Linked DNA regions of Homo sapiens: region 1 is linked to region 2. Evidence: chromatin contacts called from ENCODE Hi-C or POLR2A ChIA-PET data. All regions are on one chromosome and are shown on one strand. Each heading gives the region's core, a stretch centred on a gene start or an enhancer-like site at or near the end of the contact. The rest is flanking DNA. Distances are from core to core; before and after follow the strand shown.

Region 1 (5,795 bases), core at 2,984-5,483, 330 kb before region 2:
ATATACCAACTTGCTAGTTAACAGTGGGAGCAATCAATAAACTTTAATAGAATGCTATTACTTTAGGGTTGTAGTAAACTGAAGAATAAAGAATAATAGCTTTTCAACCTTTTATCAGTCCGGGGAGATAATTTAATATGCACAGAAAATGCATTATAATAATTTTTATAACTATGCAGTCCAGACCTCTCTAAAGATTTTCCAGGAACTAAGCAATGTGCAAAGAATCCAACCCGAATATATAGTACAAAAAATGTGGCTACAATAAGTGAGGGAAGCCCATGCTAATTCTATATTTTTTAAAGAAAACCCTGGATGTTTATACTAAAAATGCCACTGGGCTCTAAACTGGCATGAGACACTCATTGCTGTTTTGTTTTGTGTGTTGTGTTTTTTTAACCAGTCTTCCCTTAATGAAGTGGACTGATCATTCCCATTTGGAATCATTCAGACTGTAGACAAATATGCTAAAGCTTTAAGTATATAATTTTTAACCTCTTAGAAAGGTTGAATGATGTGTTATGAAACTATTACTGTGCACAGTTCAAATTCAATGCATCACAAAGGAGCTCCATTAATCCTAATTTAACACGCATCTGCTCACAATTTGGTAGAGGAAATAGGCCAAGAAGTGAAGAAACAGCCCGTGATCATGCACACAAAAAAAGCTTTTCGTCCATGTCCAGGGACCTGGGCAATTGCTTGACTCTCTTAGAACTCTGAACCTGCAGGAATATTGCAGGAACATCTTGTCTTTTGCCTCTTCCTACTGACCTTCCCTGGTCAATTCTCCACTCTGCTGAGTGATTGTTCCATGCTGCAAACCAAATCTACTTTATACCTGTGACCATCTGAGGTCCACAGCAGTAAGTCCAAGGTTAAGTGCCCCAGATAGCAGGCTGGGACTAGCGTGAGGAAAGCAAGCCACTCATCCTGGGTGCAAAATTGAAGACAATACTGAACAACTCGGTCATCAAGGTAAATAATATTTGAATGCTCTTTAAAAAATTCAAAGTTAATGCAAAAAAATCTGTCATGCACAAAAATCCATCGTGCACAAAAGATCAAAATTTTAAATAAATATGGGATCAGAAAAGCTCAGCTATATTGGAGCCCAAGGCAAAGGGAAAAACAAGTGAGACTGAGCCTGTCTTTGTTTAAAATTTTGATCTTTTGTTCACTGTGGATTTTTTGCATTAACTTTGATTTTTTTTAGTGCATTCAAACATTAATCTTGGTTACAGTGTTTTGATGCCCCCTCAAATTCTGCACCCAAGGCAAATGTCTCATCCGCCTCATCATAGTTCTAGACCTGCCAAATGGAATTAGAACCTTCTGCCTCTGCAGTCATATAGTCCTTTGTTCGTTTTGTCCTATGGCACCAGCCGAATTGGATTGCAGGTGCATGTCTCCACCCTTACCCTGGGAGGACAGGACTATTATCTCATTTGCTTGCATCTTCCCACAAGACATCCTCAACAAGTATGAATCATGTTGATTCAAACATGTAGAGTGCAGAGGAGGGATTCAAAGTTTTATCCCAGCCTCATCCCAGCCACTTCTTCTTCTGACCTACTTCCCACTCTCGTTCCCAGCCTCACTGGACTTTTCAGTGTTTCTTGATTTTTCCTAGTGGCAGACTCTTATGTTCTCTTTCTTCTGTTTTCTCACTTTGGAATTCCTTCCCCTTTCTCTCTTGCCATGTATGTGGGTGAAAGCCTGAGGGCTGGTGACAGGTGGCCTGGGGGAGCTCCCCGATTCACTCAGCTTCTGTGTGCCTCAGTTCCCTCACCTGTAAAACGGAGCAAGAACAGTGTCTATCTATGTGGTAGGACTTCTGAGAGTTAAATAAATGAATGTATGTAAAACCTTTAGCACAAAGCTGATGGGCGATAAGTTATAGGAACTAACCAGGTATGATGCAGTAGCTGGGACTAGAACTAGAGGCTGTTTCCACACCTTGGTCTGAAGGGCAAGAGAAGGGAGCACTTTCCCAGACCCAGACAGAGTGCTGTGTGGGGAAGACTGTAGCCGCATATCCAACCCACGGCGTTCTACGGAAGAAGTTCGTTCCCGTCCTTGCCCTGCTTTTGCTCTCACGTCTCTTGCTGTGCCCCCTTAACTAGATCTGGGACCAGGGGCAAGGGTCCTCACACAGGCAATCCGCAGAGGTTAGACTAAGGGGCTCAGTGCTGGGTAAAAAGGGCTGGCCCGTGGATTTGGGGTGGAGGAGGGCAAGAGGAAGAGAGGCAGTCCAGTCGCCTTGCCAGGGAGTCATCAAACATTGTTCCATTAGGTTGATGCAAAAGTAATTGCGAGTTTTGCCATTAAAAGTATTAATAAATGAGACAAAGTAAGTAAGGGGCAATGACTTCGTCTCCTGTATGGCGATCCCAAAAGAACCCGACTTCCTGTGGAGTAGAAACTTCTTTCCATCCCGCCAAGCACTCGCTGGGCCTCTCCACTGGGCAGAGAGGCTGGGGAAAATGTCTGTGGTGCCCTGATTGGTCTGGGGGGACCAATCAGGTCTTGTTTTTCTTGAGAGGAAACTTGTTCCCGGGGGCAGGTTTCCCCAAGCCCTGTCAGCTCTGATGATAAGAGGCTTGTGCGTGCTACTGAATTAGTCTGTGCCTGTCCAACCACCTTTAGCGCACATTAATCACACCCTTTTACTCAAAACAGTACAACTCTGATCTAAACCAATTAAGCCTGTGTTGTTTAGACAAAGAGATTAATATAGCTCCAAAAAGCATAACCTTTGGCCATAGAGGTGTCTTAAGATAATGAGTTTGATTCAGTAAGTTGGCTTTGGGGAAAGGTATATTTTAGAAGAAGATATCTATTTGTAGATTCTAAATCAGCAGGAAAAGAAATGCACCCAGACAAACAAGTCCTAGTTGTACATATGCAGGTATAAAGGAGGTTAAGGGAGTGCGATTTAGAGCTGATGGTTTGGAAATGCAGATCTTTTCTCCCTTGGAAAATCCAGCTGACTCTGACAAAGGAACAAAATACAAAATAAAATCAAGCAAAGGCAATTACAGCTATCGCACAAGTCTAAACTAGATGTTTTATGAAAAGTGTTGCTCAAGGTATAATCCTTTCTGCTCTTAGGGGAATCGAGGAGTGACTTCATGGAGGATATCTAGGAAGAGAGAAGCCACGGCAGTGTGGTGTAATGCAAGGAGCACTGGATAGGAGTACTTTCTGCTAGGTGGTGTTTTTGTTTAATGCTTGAGTGCTCCTATGGGCTACCCATTATGCTGGGTGCTGAGGATGGACTGATGAGTGGATTGTGGTCCCTGCTTTCAAGCAGCTGGCTGTCTCCTGGAGGACAGGAACTCATCAAAAAAATGTCACTGCCTTAGTGAGGCTATGGGCAAGCTGAGCACAGGTGCCTGGGAGCTGAAGGTCAAGACACTAAGTCCACCCCGGGGGACTTCAGCCAAAGCTTCTGAGAACGAGTCAGCTCTGAGCTGAGTCTTAAAAGATACAGAGAAGGTCTTGTGGCAGGAAGGTGTAGAAAGGAATTTTAGGCAGAAAGAGAGTGAGCAAAGGTATGAAACAGCAAGCTGTGAGAGAAATGTCTTAGCCACTCCTCTGAACTCCCAGAGCATAAACTTTGAGATTAGGAATGGTTGAGGACCATGGTCCCTAAATTAAGGTGCTTGGAGACTGTTGTTCAAACCATGAAAATAGGAAGGACTGTAAGCACAGGGCATGGTCAGCATTCTTTCTGAAATCACTGTGGTTACCACCAATTGACAGTGAAGGCCTGGTTACTTCACTTATCAAACTTCAGATTTCTCATCTGAAATGGTTGCGTTGGTTACCCGGGTCTGTGAAAGTCCTTTTCAGCCTATACTAATAATGTTTTTTTATTCTGTGTTTTTCATATTTTGCTATCTCGGATACTTACTGACTCTGGAGAGACTGCCCCTCCTAGGGTTAGTTAAGTCCTAGAGATAGCAAGTAAGTTACCCGTGGAGCAGGCTTTTCATGTGCAAACCAACCAATCGGAGCTCACACTCCCAACCACCTCCTTTATTCAGCGCTTACACTCCTGGTCACTGTTCTCCTGCCCTAATCATCTGGGTGGGTACTAAATAACTAAGGGTAGCCTCCATGCCCCACAGCCCACTTTATTCAAACAAGCCACTTCTAAACCTGTCTAGCCTACCCTGCCATTCTTCCAGAGAACACCACAGTAAAGATTCTTGCCTGTGTTCTCTCCCACCCCTCCTTCCGCCTCCTGACCAGCCCCTGGCTTCCTCTTGGGCCCCCCAACCATGGTGTGGTACCTCCCTTCCTCTTGCGGTCTGTGAGTATAGCAAGCTACCTTTCAACAACAATCATCTCCTGATCTGCTGACCGCGTATATAAATAAGAATAAAACCTGTATGTTCAAACACAGCAGTATTCCTGAATCACAAACGGGGCCCCAGGCTAGGCAAGTGGGGCTGAAATACACCCTTTGGCCAAAACCTGGACTGTGTGTGTCAGCCCAGGAGTGTGTGTTTTTTCAGTTTGCACAAAGGTGCCCTGCAGGCTCGCGTGGCCCCGGGGCAAGTTGTTTCACCTCTTTGAATCTCGGTGTTCTCATTTGCAAAATGGAGCATTGGTCTAAATGTGGAACGTGTTTTCCAGATTTTAGATTCTCTAACCTTCCTTGCTGTGGGACCTTAGACAAATCTGTTCTCCAAGTTCCCCATCTATCAAGCGGGTATAATTTTCCCTATTTCCATCCTTCCTTGTCCTGCAGACACTGAGTGGGAGAAGCTATCTGAAGCTGCTTTGTAAACTATAAAGTCCTGTACCAAGAGGGGTCTGCTATTAGTGGTATTGTTGGGTATGAGCCTGTCCCTGGCTGTAGGTGGGTGAGGCTTTCAGGGCAGTGGTATATGATTTAGCAAATTATCTCTTCAGTGTGCTACAGAGTCCGCCAGGAGTTTGCTCACTGCAGGATGAGGGAACAATAAGGCCTCGCTGTATTCAATAACAGTGGTTTAATTATCATGATTATCTCACATTTGTATAAAGTCTTTGCTTTCAGGATCTCAAAGTACTTTACAAACATTAAGCCTCTTGGTCCCCCCAGGGGAGATACTAAATTGATACATGAGCTTGCAGGTCTCTCCTCTTCCTGGCTCAAATGTGGTTTTCTCCCATCCAGGTGAGGATGAAACAGAATCTCACATCCACTGTGCAATGTTCAACATCAGATGTTTAGGGTGTATGTATAATGGGCCACGCTGAAAAATATTGAGAATGGGAATAGCCACCATTTATTGAGAGACAATTACATACAAGACCAGACCCCAGACCTGCATTAGATTGTGTCATGACAGTAATTACCCCCTCACTGTACAGATGAGGAAACTGCAGTTCAGAGAAGTTGAGTTGCATACCCAAGGTCACACAGCCAGGGAAACTAGACACATGTAGGCGCGACTTGGATACAGATCTGTAGGTCTCTCTGAGACCGAAATCACCACTCTGCACCATACTTAGCTGCCCTCCAGGGCACTGCTTGCTTTGAGTCAATGCCCTTTATTTTGCACTCGTGGAATGTGACTGTGTTTCTCTCACCTTGGCCTTGAGATTCAGCTGAATAGAGTAGGAGGAGGTGACCTTTTCAAGAGGCGGCAGTGAGCAACTCTGTGCTGACTCACCCAGGAGAGCCAGAGACACACCTCTGCCCAACCTCTGCTGCCGATGTTCCAGTTACTATCGGTGTGTACAAGTCATCCCTCACATTAGTCAGATTGCACTGCTATGACAAAACACTATGGACT
Region 2 (5,484 bases), core at 317-2,816:
AACAAATATTTTGGCAGGCCTACTATGTTTTGGGTAGTGTGTGTGTGTGTGTGTGTGTGTGCGCATGCACACCTGCACAGGACATCTTTATAATTTGCTTCTCATCATGTTTTTTCTAGTAACTGCCCAGCTTGACTGTCCATATCTTTACTGTTATTTTAAAATCCACTTTAGTGGTAGAATGTTACTCTGTCCCCTGGCTGTTTTATTGGTCTCGTGTTGGTCATCCAACCCCAAATAAGCCAATCTAAGGCTTATCTAGGAAATTTTGAGACAGAAACTGGGAAATGGGGTACAGTTTTGTTGAGAAAGTCTGGAAGAGAGAAGGGATATGTGAAGACTTTGGCTGAAGTGTTGGCTACCACATTTCTTATCAAGTAGATATGAAAAACAAAAGGAGAGAGGGGAGGGGGCATGAAAGGATGGTGGGAGGGAAGGAGAGAGAGAGAGAGGGAGAGGAAATAAGGGACATGGACAAAAGCTGAGAGGGCCTGAAAGCACCTGACATGAGGATCTTTTTTCTATCCATTCGTGAAGACTACCAGTGTTCCTTTCTTAAGCTCCCTGTGACGTCTCATTATCTTCAGGATAAACTTCCCTTTTTGCTTCATTTATCTAAGTGGAGTTATCAATGCTGCTTCATTGACCTGACCACCAAAGTTGTACCCTAACAAGTCCTCATTAATCCCCACCCATATGCCACTGGCATGCTGGGCACTGAGAATGCCCAGAACTCAGATCCTGCTCCCAAAGCTTCCTAGTCTAGAGAAGGTGATGCTGTTCAGGGATATTAGTTAGCATATGGGGAAAGGATACTCTACTGGAAGACCTCTAGGAAGAGAAGAGTGAATCTTGAGCTGGGCCAGAGTCTGGAGGCCCCTCCCAGACCTCATGCTTCCACTGCGTCTTAGAGGATGTGTCCACTGTCAGCTCAAAGAATCTGTGCAGACCCAGAGGTGCGAAATAGGAAGGCATGAGTCAGTGAGCATGGCTTGGTTTGGCTGTATGGGGGAATTGATGGATTAAGAACGGGTTAGGGCAGGAAGAGAGGCTGGAAGGGAAGTTAGGGGCAGAGTAGGAAGGACCTTCTAGGCCAGTTTAAAGAGTGTGGGCTGGACCTTGGTAAAGCTTGTTAAGCAGGCCCTCCTGTAGAAGTTGCCAGTGATGGTCGCGTTCCATAGCAGACATTCCTGGAGAAAAGGGAAGTTCACTGTAGAACAGTATAGATATTTTCTATTGCCCTAGCTGGAATGAATATTTGATTTGTAGGTTTTCTAAAAGATTCATCTTGAAAAACTTATATAAATATCCTCTTCCTTCTTCTGCATTTGATAAACCAAAAATCTTCAAATTGAAGGATTCTTTATATTTTTTCAAACAGGTATAAACAGGAGAAAAAGCACTGGGTATAACAACCCACAAAAGGTGATGTAAGAATAAATAAGAAGTGAATAGTAATAGTAGCAGCAACAACCGTGGCTGAGTGTTGAGTGTCCGCCATGAGCCAGGGACAGCGCCAAGGGCTGTGTTCAAGAGAAAGGCACAGTAACAAAACCAACTGATGGGGACTGCGAGGGGAGGGGTGGAGAGAGGCTGCCCGGATGCACATCCTGGCTCTGCCCCTTGCTGACAATGTGGGCTTGCATATGTCACATTAGATGGGGGTGTCTATAATAATTTCCTCATAGGGCTGTCAGGAGGATTCAGTGCAATAATTCAAGTTCAGTGCCGGGGACACTGTTAGTGCTCAGGAAGTGTAAATTATTTGTTCCTTAAAATTAAGAAAAAGAGAAATGATTGATAGATAGATAGATAGGACAGAGATAGCTAGAGAGAGAGAGATAAACATTGATATATTTAAAAATACATCTCTCCATCATATTCCAATGCAACTGCAATTCTACACATTTCTTTCATTGCAAAATTCAGTGTGTTTATATGACATGAAATATCAGTTGTAGACCACCTGAGGGGGAAACCAAGAAGGAGAAAAGCTGACAGTGACTCTTCTTGACTGATATTAAGTCTAAAAATGCTGTGATTTATTGACTATTCTTAGTGAGTACAGATGGCTTTGATAAAATGACTTGTATTTTAGTTTATTACTTCAATGAATATATATTGGATAACATTTGGAAAAATAAAATGAATTTTAAAATGTACTTCTCATGTTAATATTTTAGGTATTTTTCTTCTCATTTCTTTTCATACAGTCATTTTACAAAGGATTGTGAATGCACACACACACACACAATTTTGTACCTTTCAATTCCATTTCATTGTTTGATATTCATTTAAAAACTTTGTATACTTTTGTAATAATATGTCAGATATCTGCATATTATGATTTTATATGGATGATACATGATTTACCTACTCTTTGCATTGGATATTTCTGTTGTTTCCAAATGGTAATGATTTTGAATAGACACATGTTCATACCATTAAGAATAACAGGAGATTGTGGTTAACCTACCCCAGTACATTTACAAACACTCAAACCCAGTCCTGGTATCACCAACATCAAAATTGTATTATATGAAGACAATTTTAGGGACAGCTGCAAACACCATAGCAATCCTTGTTTTTGTCCTCCTGAAGGAAGAGAGTACCTAGGCTCTAAGCCACACATATATAGGTTCAGAATCTGCTACTTTCTAGCTGTAGCCTTGGGCTGCTGCTTGACCTCTCTAAGCATTTCCTTTCTCAGCCATAAAACTATAAAATGTGAGTAATATTGCAACCCTCTCCAGGTGATTGTAAAGATTAAATCACATTCCTTTGATCCCTATGCATTCCAAATCCCACCTACATGATATTCATAGTGCTAATCAGGTGTGAGAGCTGAGTCCAAATCTGATTTCTTTCTGCAGACAGAAAACCTTACGCAGGCAGGAGTGATGTCTCCTTTGTACCTTTTGAACTTAGAACGATGACTGTCGTGTAACAGCCACTTGGTGAGCAGTTATTAAACAAATGACTGAGTATCCCCTCAATATGAAAACTTGAAAAAATTTAGTAATCGTTTGATCGTCTCAGGGAATGACACGGTCTTCATTTTCTATGTCCAACACTACAGTTATGCAGGCGACTGAACTTCTATTGCAGAATATTTTCCACTGGAATGTAATTGTATTTATGGAAATTATAATGTATGTTCAGCAAAACAAACCTCGATTCCATTGTCCTACGTGGAATAAGTCTAGAGAACAATAGACTTTCTTAGTGGAATGCACCCTCCCATACATTGCTACAAAATCACAAAGAAAAGGAAAAAAGGGAAAGTGATTTTCCCAACAAAGCGTCTCTACATGTGGGTGGTCAATGATGTTTACCTAAAATGGATTTGTGGCTGAAGAGAAAATTCTGATTTCCCGAAAGGTGAATCTCACTGATGTTGATTACAGAAATAAGTTGTACTGCTTGATGTAAAGGGAGGAAAAAGTAACTTTTTAATTTATCTCTGCCCTATCCAAACAAGGGCCAGGAAAGATTACATGTTTTCCTGTGATTCAGTTCTACAGAGGCAAGAGACTCTATCAATATTGAAGTTGTAAATACCGGAACATTAGATTTGCTTTCTGCCCATGAAAAGCAGATTTTGTTGCTTTTCTCTTCTCTCTGCTGACAACATGCATAAACAGTGGCCCAAAATGTGATTATTCCCTGTGGATGCCCAGGTCCTTCCTGTTGCCTCCCCTCCGCAGTTTGGGGGAAGGGTTGTCAACCCCCGTGAGATGCCGCAACCCGGAAGCAGGTCCTTGTTAATATTTTCCTCATGAAACTTTGAGCATTTAGGCAAAACCAACACAATCGCTTTTTCCCTCCAGATAAATAATTAGATCTCTGAGGCTGCTTATTATCAGAAGCCCCTTATATAAGGAGCAGAGTGATGGTTCTTTCATCATGTCATGTGAGTGGCTGTGACACACACTGGGCACATGTGTGTCCTGACCTGGGCTCCAACAGCATCTGTGGCAGGTAACCCTAGGGTTCCAGAAATAGACTCTGCAGACAGGCAGAATAGGGTGTGGGAAGCATCTTCGTCTCTGCGGAGCCATAGTCTCCTGGTCTGCTAACATCCACCATATGACCCTCTTCGCTGTCTTTTTGTGGGGCCTCAGTGCCATCAGGCTGGGCTGTGAGGACCCTTTTTCTAATCACACAACTCTATACTCACTATTTTCAAACCAAATAATTGGCAAACGTGATTGGTAAAGGCTGAGACCACAGAGCACTCTCTTGAAGTGTAAGTTCACCTTCTCATAAGGAATTTAGTAATTCACAAGCAAAGGGAAGTCAGTAGACAATGGAGAAGCAACTATCAGCCTGTTTCCATGCATTTTTTTCTTTTTACTTTTCAGTCAAAGGGCTTTGTATTATGTGCTAGTATCATTCATACTTAAGCTTCATCATGGCTCAAAACTTTCATCTCTTTTACCTGTTAAAAGGAAACAGTATCCTTTGTAATTTAAGTGATGTAATTTATGTGGAATTGCTGAGCAATGTTGGGGGAATAGTGGGTGCTTAAGAAATAGCAAGGAAAGTTGAATCTGAACATTTATTAATCTAAATGTCCCTTCAGATTACAAGGTTCTGGAGGGCAGAGACATTTCTGGACATGATTTATCAGGAAAGGAAGATGATAGAGTTCTTTCATCACAGCTGTGTTCTAATGAGATTCTGGGTACTTTCTACACATTAACTTAGTTCACCCTCTGAACCACTCAGCAAGGGAGGTTTTCATACCCCCAATTAAGGAGAAAACAAAATCAGAAAAGTTTCAAACTTGACCAAAGCCATGGAGCTAAGGAAGGGGATATAGCTGGGCTTAGAATTCAAGTGTGTCTGTCTTCAAAGCCTGTGTCTTCCCCCAATAGGTTAATAAAGCAAACATAAGGTGGGACTCTTAGCTCAAAGTTGGGACCCAGTGGTAAAAAGACTAACGAATGAGTCATACCTCCAGGTTGGATCCTAGCTCCACCATTTACTCTCTCTGTGACTCAGTTCCTATCTATAAAATTGGGATGACATCACCATTACGCTGCATTGCCTGTCATGCGTCAGGCGCTGTTCTAAGTGCTTACGTGTTCTGACTCATTTACTCCTCACCAAAACTCTAGGAAGTACATAGTGTGATTATTCCCATTTTACACATAAGGAAGCTGAGTCACAATCGACATTAAAAGTAAGTGTCCTACAGGTAAAAAATAGAATGTGTCTGAGCTTGGTTTGAAATCCCCGTAATAGGTCTTGTAGTCTACATTCAACTGCACCATTGTTTTTAGTAGCTGCCCCCACAGGACTGGCGTCTGGCTAAAATAATATGATGCTTAAAACTTCTTAGAACAATATATTGCCCATAGAGTCATTTGATTAACATAAACAATTATTTAGTATTGTTGCTACTATCATGATTGCTATGTCTGGAATATCCAATCCCTATAAAGCTCAAAGTAACTTCAGCAATGCAAGTTCAAGATA

Evidence for each region. A loop is a pair of places that touch in the nucleus more often than their neighbours do. ChIA-PET counts read pairs that join two places held with the same protein, here RNA polymerase II (POLR2A). Pooled maps may share reads with other maps.
Region 1: a loop to region 2 is called in a map of natural killer cell, with 2.6 times the contacts of the local background. The contact joins two enhancer-like sites. A Hi-C loop is called at or near these places in 1 of 168 maps with a recorded cell type or tissue (natural killer cell) and 5 of 50 pooled maps. POLR2A ChIA-PET finds 5 or more read pairs at or near these places in 1 of 52 experiments (activated CD4-positive, alpha-beta T cell).

Annotation. Positions count from the first base shown.
Region 1 is chr14:97,375,123-97,380,917 of GRCh38, forward strand. No RefSeq gene overlaps it. Among named protein-coding and RNA genes, the nearest start is that of LINC02325, 81 kb to the right of the region's middle. RefSeq lists enhancers at 3,684-4,313, 4,146-4,205, 4,296-4,345. Within about 2 kb of position 4,234, at least 3 of the 41 ENCODE cell types and tissues checked have a DNase peak (open chromatin) inside an H3K27ac peak, as active enhancers do; they include natural killer cell, where a contact is called at or near this core.
Region 2 is chr14:97,708,190-97,713,673 of GRCh38, forward strand. The region is part of intron 2 of LOC105370651 (a long non-coding RNA gene); the gene reads left to right. Among named protein-coding and RNA genes, the nearest start is that of LINC02291, 24 kb to the left of the region's middle. RefSeq lists an enhancer at 4,133-5,332. Within about 2 kb of position 1,567, at least 4 of the 41 ENCODE cell types and tissues checked have a DNase peak (open chromatin) inside an H3K27ac peak, as active enhancers do; they include natural killer cell, where a contact is called at or near this core.